Regions from separate parts of the Homo sapiens genome. Here regions 1 and 2 are each linked to region 3. The links are chromatin contacts, found by Hi-C or POLR2A ChIA-PET in ENCODE. All regions are on one chromosome and are shown on one strand. Each heading gives the region's core, a stretch centred on a gene start or an enhancer-like site at or near the end of the contact. The rest is flanking DNA. Distances are from core to core; before and after follow the strand shown.

Region 1 (3,009 bases), core at 409-2,908, 1.2 Mb after region 3:
GTTTCATAAAAATTCTGTGTTTCTTTATAAAGGAAAAGTCTGAAGTTTGAATGAACGGCAGGCCTGCCTGAGGAAAAAATTGATCCTGCTGAGGATGGATGAAAGCTGTGGGCCTGAATCAAGAAACCCAGACTTTATAAAGAGTCAAACTTTAGGAGGTTTACACTTTACATTAGGATTTCTCATTTTGTTACCAGGATCTTTTTAACCTTTTTGATCCTTTAATCCTTGAAAGGATTTGGACTTTGTGTGTCATTTGATAAAAGAGAACTTCCGGGAATACAGTTCCCATTGCTAGGAGTGCTGCTTAAACATAACCACTTGTGAGGAGCCAAGACCCCAGGCAAAACCGGGGGCCAGTTTCTGGGCCCAGGTGATTGTTAAATTTAGAGGTCTTGATCACAGCTATAGGAAATAGCTTTTCAAACAAAACATTGGTGAGTCAGAATTTATCGAACACCACCATTTATACATTAAATAAACACTAAGAAAAAATATTCTAGCGACAAATGTAGTGGTGAAAACATGGAATGGATTTGAGAAAATACATCAACGTCTTCTCCAGGTATAAAAAAACGTATTATTTAGTGGAACTTTCAGTCTGACTAGAAAGTGGACATAGCATTTATTAAAAGGACAAGAACAACAACAAAAAATTAAAGTAGGACAAATGTGTTTAAGGTACTTTATAGTTTTATTTTTATTTATTTATTTCTTTGAGACGGAGTTTTGCTCTTGTCCCCCCAGGCTGGAATGCAATGGTGCGTTCTCGGCTCACTGCAACCTCCGCCTCCCAAGCTCAAGCGATTCTCCTGCCTCAGTCTAAGGAATAGCTGGGATTACAGGCACACGCCACCACGCCCGGCTAATTTTTGAATTTTTGGTAGAGACGGGGTTTCGCTATGCTGGCCAGGCTGGTCTGGAACTCCTGAGCTCAGGTGATCGATCACGCCCGCCTCAGCCTCCCAAAGTGCTAGGATTACAGTCGTGAACCACCGCGCCAGGCCTACTTTATAGTTTTAATTTTTTTTTTTTACATAAAAGTGGTTTATTTGTATGTAGACCTCTACATAAAAATTACAATGAGGGTTATTCCCAGGTATAGGAGCGGTGTTTCTGGTTAAAGAAATCATGAATGATGTTTTCAGAGACACTCATGAAAGAGAAATGGCTCCCCGGGTTCTGAGGGTGAGGAGCAGCGCCCGCCCTCTAGGATGCTTCCAGAGTGAGTGTGCAGCACAGCCGGACCGAGGAAAAGGATTATTCCCCTCTTCACGCGGGTCGGGCCGTGCCCTGGACTACAGCTCCCGTCGTGCCCCTGGCCACTCGTATTCGGCCCCGCCCCGCCTGCCGTGTCCCGCGGCGAGCGCAGGCGCGCTGCACTCGGTCACCGCGGGCTGCGGCGGCTGGGCGGGGCTTTCGGGCGCCCGCGGGACGGTTCCGCCCTCTCACTGCACCCCCGGGCTTCTCTTCGCAAGGTTCACCTCGAATGAGGAACAAGCGGGGAGGGAAGGGAAGGGCTGCGGCGGCGCGGGCGCACCCCGTCGGGCCCGGGGCTGGGGGAGGCCAGGTCACGTAACTGCTGCTCTGGCGTCGGGCCGGGGAGGGGGCGCCAGCCCCGGCAGCGCGAACCCTGCGCGCGCCGCGGCTCTGAAACAGTTACCGGCTAGTAAACAACAGCTGCGCGCGCACCCGCATCAGCTGGCGCCGGGATACTGCACCTGCGACCTCCTTCTCCCTCACCCTGCTGCCCAGTCAGGCCAGCCTGCGTGGCCGTCTCCTCCTCTACTGGGACCCTGAGGAAGAACGACGAGGGGGTGACCTGCGCCGGGGCGGGGGTAGGGGAGAACGCGCCTCCGGCAAAGGGGGTGGCTCGTCCTGTCACACGCAGGAGAAACCTAGCGAGCGGACCGTGGCTCAGTGGACTAGCTACGACTTGCCACGACTCTGAGCTGCAGTCCGAGGTGTCTTGATCCGCTAACCTCCTCCCAGACCCCGAGGACCTTTCTGCTAGGAGAAGAGCGGGCGCGCCACCCCCACCGACCTCTCGGAGACAGGAATCCGCTCTGCCCCTGCATCCTCCTCTGCTCACCCTTCTCTCAGTAGTGTGGGTTATTTTTCCCGTTATGCATGTGCACCTTTCCCACCAGACCCAAGTGGATTGTCGACATCAAAAACACCGGGTGGCTTTGCATACACCTCCCCCCAGCCAGACCTGTGGGGTATTCACCTGATACACAACAGGTGGCCGGGTGTACACCTTTTAGCAATCTGATCCACGCTATAGTCGCCTGATAAAGGTTTGCCTGCACGCACTTCGCCCAACTAGAACCGTGGGACACTCACCAGATAAAGGACTACCTCGACAGGAAACTGGGGGCTGAGGGGAGGGAGGCTTCATCTGCTGCCCTGAGACCATGGCACTGAGCCTTCAGCCCCGGACCAGAGGGGTTAGCTAGGTAGCTCTTCATTCTGAAGGAAAGAAGTCACACAAGATTGGCATTGTTTTGTCTTTTTGTTTTTTGTTTTTTTCTCTCTTAAAAAATATATTCACCTATTGGTGATGCACTTTCTAGGACAGTCGGCTTGAATTCTGAGTAGAAGTATTCTTAGTTGGGGCTTTTTGTGTGGTGTGAATCAAGGTTATTGAAATGTGTTATTTTTCAAGTTATCTTTTGTATTGCAGTCAAAAGTAGCTAGCGTAAGAGGAAGATTTTGCGAGGTTCCCCCCACTTTTTTTGTTCTTAAAAAGAACAAAATGCATCCTCCAGAAACCACCACCAAGATGGCTTCAGTTCGGTTCATGGTGACACCGACAAAGATCGATGACATTCCAGGTTTGTCAGACACCAGTCCGGACCTCAGCTCTCGATCTAGTTCCCGAGTAAGATTTAGCTCCCGGGAAAGCGTGCCTGAAACAAGCCGGAGTGAGCCTATGAGTGAGATGTCTGGGGCCACCACTTCGCTGGCAACTGTTGCACTGGATCCACCCAGTGACCGGACTTCTCA
Region 2 (3,003 bases), core at 392-2,891, 1.3 Mb after region 3:
TATTCTTTATTGTACATACATGGAACCTAGGGCTCCAGCTTCCTTTACTCACCTAGCTGGACTCTCTCAACAGTACCACCTGTTAACAGATGTGGCCCCACACATAGGCATGTATGTGCCTTGCTTATGCTTGGTACAATCGAGAAGCTCTCAAAGGTGTTGCTTATGCCAAATATCCTAAAACTATTTTCCCACTGCCCTAAGGTCTTGCCTCAATTTTCAACATGACTTTTTTTTTTTTTTTGATTAAGTAAGGACTCTGTTACTAGGGAGGAAAAATACATAAAGTTATAACAACCTGATGACATCTTAGTTCTGATCAGTTTATCTGACAGGCCTCCCATTGCTCGGAACTCCCACGGCATTTAGGAGATACCTTTTATCACTGCAGTGTATTGGAATGATCTCTTTTCCTGTTTTTCAAGCCACTGAGAGCTGCTTCAGGCGATTTCCAGCACCAGGCACAATTTGCCTGGCACATGGCGGGCCTTCAAAAAGATTGTTAAACCAAACTTAAGCAGCCTGCTCCCTAGGCAAGCCTTGAGTTCCGAAATGAGTGCCTGAAAAAGCAAGCCAAGGGATGTAGTCTTGTGGTGAGGAAGTATTTCCACCAAAGGCACTGCTTGGTTGGTTTCTGCAAGGGGCGAGAGAACCACCATAGACAAACTTGCTCCTGTCACAGCTTGGCTAACCTTGACCGGTGGCTTATCTATGAAGGTGAGCAGCCTGGTTCTAATGAAGAGAACTGCCCTCAGTAATTAAAAGTTCATCATCTACAGACCCAACCCTAACCTCATAATCTAATTTAGTGTTCCCCATCCCAACAAGACCGAACCAGCTTCCTGAGGACAGGTTCTGCATCATGTACATTTCTTGTGTTCTTAAGAGTCTAGCACAAAGTTTGGCACATAATAGGAACTAAAAAAATGATGACTAACAAACACGAAGGGCTTACCATATGCCGGGCACTCCTCTAAGCATTTTATATGTATTAATTCATTTAATCCTCACAACACTAAGAGACAGATACTATTGTTATTGTCCCCATTTTACAGAAGGGGAAAGCAAAGCACCTAGGAGTTTATGTGACTTGCTCAAGGTCACATAGTTCCACAATCCATGCTTTTAGAAACTATGCCTTAGAGCGTTTATTAGTATCATTTTTATTTTTATAGAGACGGGGGCGGAGGTGGGGGGTGGGGGGTAGTTGTCCCCATGTCGTCCAGGCTGGTCTTGAATTCCTGGGCTTAGGTGAACCTCCTGCCTCGGCCTCCCAAAGTGCTGGGATTACAGGTGTGAGCCACTGTGCCCAGACTCTTAGTGTATTTAAATAGGTGTGAATGAATAAATCTCTCCCGGAACCATAACTTTATAGGAAATTGTTTGCACCTCCTGGTACACCACTAAGGCACGGTCTCCCACACTAGGTTGTTCCTAGCGCACGGTCGGTCATTCGTTGACCTTTACCCACCCTCAGTTCCTATCGCAGTATCACTTCTCGCGCCATAGCAAGGCTACCGTGCGAAGCTCTAGCCACCAGGGGGCACTGTGGCCACAGGTCCTTTTCCCCTCCGGCCCTTAGCGACCCCCAGAGGGGCGGAGCCAACGTTGGGCGGAGCCCGCGAGCCGCCCACAGCGCCAGCTATCCCGGCGGGCCGCGCGCGCGGCCGCGTTTGAATGGCCCTGAGTGGGACTCGGCCCAGAAGCCGAGGGACTCTCTAGGCTGCCGGGCGCTGGTCGTCAGCGCCGAGGCTGGGCTGAGGCGCCGCGGTACCATGAGGCGCCGGTAAGTGACTGCCGAGCCGGTGCGAGCCCCGCGCCCGCAGCTGCCCTGCCCTGGCAGGGCTACTCCAGCCGGGCTTGGCCGCGCCCTGGGCCCACCTGCAGGCCCCGCGGCGGCCTCGGCTCGGCCGGGCTCGCGGCAGCGCTGCCGGGTCCCGGGGCGGGGCGGCAAGGCCGGGGCGGAGCCCCTCTGCCGGTCCCTGCGGGGAGAGTCGGGCAGCGGGCGCTGGGGGGCTCCAGGGGACTGGGCCGGGAGAGGCGTGGACCGAACCTGTTGTCACTTATTTATCTTCGGGTGGAGTCGACAGCTGCACCTGGGGAAGGGGAAGGACAGAACGAGTGTGGGGCGAGCATTTTTGAGGACAGGTTTTCCGCAGAGCGCCTAGGCCCGGCCCAGGCATTTCCTTATTTTCCGACGGGTCCTCGGATTCCTGACGGATGAGCTTTTGTTTCGCAGGACAAAAACTTGACATAACTGCATAAGAATTGTCGATTGCAACTTTAAAAACCTTACTGTATTTTCTGAAAAGTTGTTCTGTAAAGTATCTAGGCTTTTACTACGCTCTTATATTGCTTAAATATGGAGATAACAAAGAGTTGGTTTGTTTTCTTGTGGCTTATAAAGTTCCTTGAAAACAGAGATACCTATGTCAGTTTCTTTGCTGATTTAAAAAAAATTGTAAGAGAAATTAGGTGTGTAATAATCATCAGTTCAGCACTTGCGAGAATTATGAGAAACTAGTCCACCTAATAGCTTAAATCTGCTGGGTTTTTTGGAGTTTCTTTGGATAGCCAGCTTCAGACTTGAATTGAAACGTCATCCATTGAGGCTTTTACTTGGCTAATAACTAATATTAGCCAATAATAATATTAGCCAGTGTGATCATAATGATGGGCAATATTTATTTTGTGCTTTCTATGCGCTGGGCGTATTAAGAGCTTTACTTTGGGATATATACTGTTGTCCCCATTTTGACAGTGAAGAAACTAAGGCACAGGAAATTTTAGTATTGTAACTTTTGTACCGTACAGGGTTACACAGCTAATATAATTAACACCCGAGCAGGCTGGCTCCACGCTTTTAACTCTGTTGCTCTACTACCTCCTTTATCTGTGGCTCTTTTTAGTTTACAAAGCCCTTTCATTTCATTTACTTAAACTTCGGAGACCTGAGTGTGCTTTTGTGTACACATACATTCATTCACACACCATTCATTCAAG
Region 3 (2,978 bases), core at 366-2,865:
CTCATTGGAGCTGTATCATTTTAAGTGTGTTTCACGTATTTATCTCCTCCAATTAGACTGCAAACTTCTTAAATACTTGACTCATTTGGTAAATATTCATAACTGCAAAATCTTAAAGCTGTATGATTCTAGACGCTAAAACTGATATGTAGACTGTCACTGCTCTAGTCACCCCTACTATTAGAGTTGAGAATGTCAAAATAAAATTGAATGCTTACTATGTACCTGGCATAATTTTAAGTTCCCTACATATATTAACTTACTTAATTCATGCCTTTGGCATCATCCCTCATGACTTTCTTTCTCTTGTATCCCATATCGAATTTGATTCTATTGGCTCTATCTTCAAAATAGAGCTGGAATCCTCTTACTTCTCACCAAATTCACCATGTTGATTCTAGGCTCCGCCATCTCTCTACTGGAACACTGTAACAGCTTCCTAATAGGTGGATTCTCAACACTGCAATCCTTTTAAAATTTTAAGTCACACCCTTCAAAAGTCTGCAATTACCTACAAGACCCTATATAATCCTTCCCCTCCATCACCTTAACCTGCTCTCCACTACTCTCTGCTTTGCTCAATCTGCTCCAGCAACACGGATCTGCCTTAATCTTCCACAAACACACAACGCACCTAGAGCCTTCGATTTTTTTTTCTTGTCTGGAGCACACCCCAATCATACACATAGCGAACTCTCCTTATTTAAATTGGCTCAACTCTCATCTTACCAATAAGGCCTACATAGACACGATTTAATTCTGCAATTTGCCTCTCCACCTCTCTCCTGACTCTCCCCCACCGCACCCCGCCCCTTTCCAATAGCACTTTTCACTCTTCAACAGACTATTTACCTTTAAGATATGTATTGTCTGTTCTCTCCATCCCCATTTAAGCTCTATGCCCGGAATGCCGGGTTTTTGTTTTATTTACGGTTGTATCCACAGAGTCTAAAACAGTGCCTGGTACACGAAAGGCACTCAATACATACTTGGCAAATAAACTTAGAAGCTAGATTTTCTTTCTGCAAGGCCATTGCTCTTTGGTGAAGAGCCTGGCCTGGCCTTGTCAAATACACAAGCTTGACCAAGAGCCAAAGCCACAGAGGGCCTAGAGGTGGGGGGGGCTAGCCCCAGATTTAAAAATTACCACAGCCCCTGGGGATCTGAGTTTCACATCTGGACACACAGGTTTGGAGGACAGAGGAGATGTAAGTTAAAAAGCAGAAGTGTACAGTTGTTTCTGTTCTGTGGGGTGAGGAAGGACAAATTTCTTCTGCGCTTGCACGTCCGCAACTGTGTCAATTTGCAGCAATTGGGACGCTAAATCCCCTCTTACCAAAACAAATCCTGCGCCACTGGGCTTGGGCTCTGCAACGCGGACCTTGCCCTTCCCCCGGCAGCTTCAGTGCCCTCACTTAGGTGGTTAGGCCGTGCCTAAACCTCATTCTTTCCTGGGCCGAGATGTCCCTGCCACAGGGTCAAGGTGCCAAGGTGCCGCACCCTCCGCGCTCAGGTGTCCCGCAGGCAGCCGCGGGGCTCGCAGCGCCGATCCGCGGACAGGCGGCGGAGCGAACACCCGGGCGAGGCCCCGCGGTGCGTCACGCGAGCTGCGGCGCGACCTCCTGGCTCCCGCCCGCGCTCGCCGCACGCACGCGCACTGCGCCCAGCATGAGGGTCGCGGCTCTGATCAGGTAATGCGGTCCTGGAGCCGCCTCCTTCCTCCTAGGCCAGGCTCTCGTCCCTTCCAGCCGCCGCTAGCGCCGAAAGAGTGGGTGTCTCCGTCTGAGTCGCGCGTTGGGGGTTCCGCGGCTCCTCCGAGCCACAGGAAGAGGCGGAGCCTTCGCTGTTGCCGGCCCGCATGTGCCTCGGCCCCTGGCTGGCGCGCCTCCTCCCTGTCTGTCGCTCTCTGGTCTTCTAGCCCTTAAACTTGGATTCCCATTGGATTCAAGTGGGAAATTAAAAAAAGTACCGACGCCTGGGCCCCACCGCCAGAGGGATTGGTTTAATTACTTCTGTGCGACCCGGCGTCTGATTTTTTTTTTTCAAGCTCTAATGAGCCGTGAAGTTTGGAGCCACTACCTTATTCCATCAACTCAGTTAATAACCCTCGCCCTTTCCCCCTCGCTTTCTTCGTCCTCTTCTGTAGTTCCTTTGGTCAGCTGGGTCCGCCGCAGCCTGGCTTCCTCCCTAGTTGTAAGTGTTTCCGCCCATCCCAAGAAGTCCACCCCTCCCTCATCTTCACAGATGTGGATTGCTTATGGCATGTGTGTGTTTCTGCCTTTGGGCACTCAAGTACAGAGATCTCTCTTCGTGGTAGAGACCGAATTGTACTAGTCTTATGCTAGATCCAGTTGCTGTTGCTTCGGACTCTCATCATTGCTTTAGAGTGACCTTACCCTATACTCCGTATTCCAAAAGGAGTTTGATGTCTGTAGTAACCAAATCATAAATTTAAGTGTCTAAATAAGTCCTGTGACTGACAAACCAAAAACAAACCTGCTTAAATATTTCCATACTCAATCTATAAACTGAGGCAGAAGGGAACACACTAGCAACATTAAAAAGTTAGACTACTTAAATACTTGTTTCATGAGATTTTGCCCTGTAGAGTGTCTTAGATACAGTGCAACGATGTGCTTGCTTTTGTAATCCAATTGAAGATTTCATAAACGTTTTCGTTAAGTCCCTTAGGTAATTGATACTGGCTGTAAGTTTTGACCTATTAAGGACTTGATATGAGATTTCAGACCTACTGTAGTGTCTGGAATATTCCGGTTCCCTTTCCTTCAATGTCATTTTTAGGAGACTAGACCATAATGTCACAATAATTATTGTTGTTCAGTAAATGTCCTCTGTAACATAAATGATTAAGCTTTAACCATTGTGTCTTATTTTAAGAATTAAAAGTACCCCAGGAAGTGAATAATTCAAATTTACATCGCTTGCCAAAAGTTTAACGATTAAAGTAAAGCACAACA

What was found. A loop is a pair of places that touch in the nucleus more often than their neighbours do. ChIA-PET counts read pairs that join two places held with the same protein, here RNA polymerase II (POLR2A). Pooled maps may share reads with other maps.
Region 1: a map of sigmoid colon shows a loop between it and region 3 (7-fold over the local background). The contact joins the promoter of SLC12A6 here to the promoter of DPH6-DT in region 3. A Hi-C loop is called at or near these places in 1 of 168 maps with a recorded cell type or tissue (sigmoid colon), 2 of 37 single-sample maps with no recorded cell type and 11 of 50 pooled maps. POLR2A ChIA-PET finds 5 or more read pairs at or near these places in 1 of 52 experiments (activated CD8-positive, alpha-beta memory T cell).
Region 2: a loop to region 3 is called in a map of naive thymus-derived CD4-positive, alpha-beta T cell, with 18 times the contacts of the local background. The contact joins the promoter of KATNBL1 here to the promoter of DPH6-DT in region 3. A Hi-C loop is called at or near these places in 1 of 168 maps with a recorded cell type or tissue (naive thymus-derived CD4-positive, alpha-beta T cell) and 8 of 50 pooled maps. POLR2A ChIA-PET finds 5 or more read pairs at or near these places in 1 of 52 experiments (CD4-positive, alpha-beta T cell).

Annotation. Positions count from the first base shown.
Region 1 is chr15:34,336,430-34,339,438 of GRCh38, reverse strand. SLC12A6 (solute carrier family 12 member 6) reads left to right here and starts at 1,658. Exons shown (of 26, transcript NM_001365088.1): 1 at 1,658-2,107; 2 at 2,687-3,009. The coding sequence starts at 2,759. RefSeq lists a silencer at 1,244-1,803.
Region 2 is chr15:34,208,734-34,211,736 of GRCh38, reverse strand. KATNBL1 (katanin regulatory subunit B1 like 1) reads left to right here and starts at 1,641. Exons shown (of 10, transcript NM_024713.3): 1 at 1,641-1,786. RefSeq lists a silencer at 1,697-2,096.
Region 3 is chr15:35,544,832-35,547,809 of GRCh38, reverse strand. It overlaps DPH6-DT (DPH6 divergent transcript), which reads right to left and starts at 1,615. Exons shown (of 3, transcript NR_038251.1): 1 at 1,337-1,615. DPH6 (diphthamine biosynthesis 6) reads left to right here and starts at 1,645. Exons shown (of 9, transcript NM_080650.4): 1 at 1,645-1,691. The coding sequence starts at 1,669. RefSeq lists silencers at 1,173-1,222, 1,523-1,662 and an enhancer at 1,710-2,644.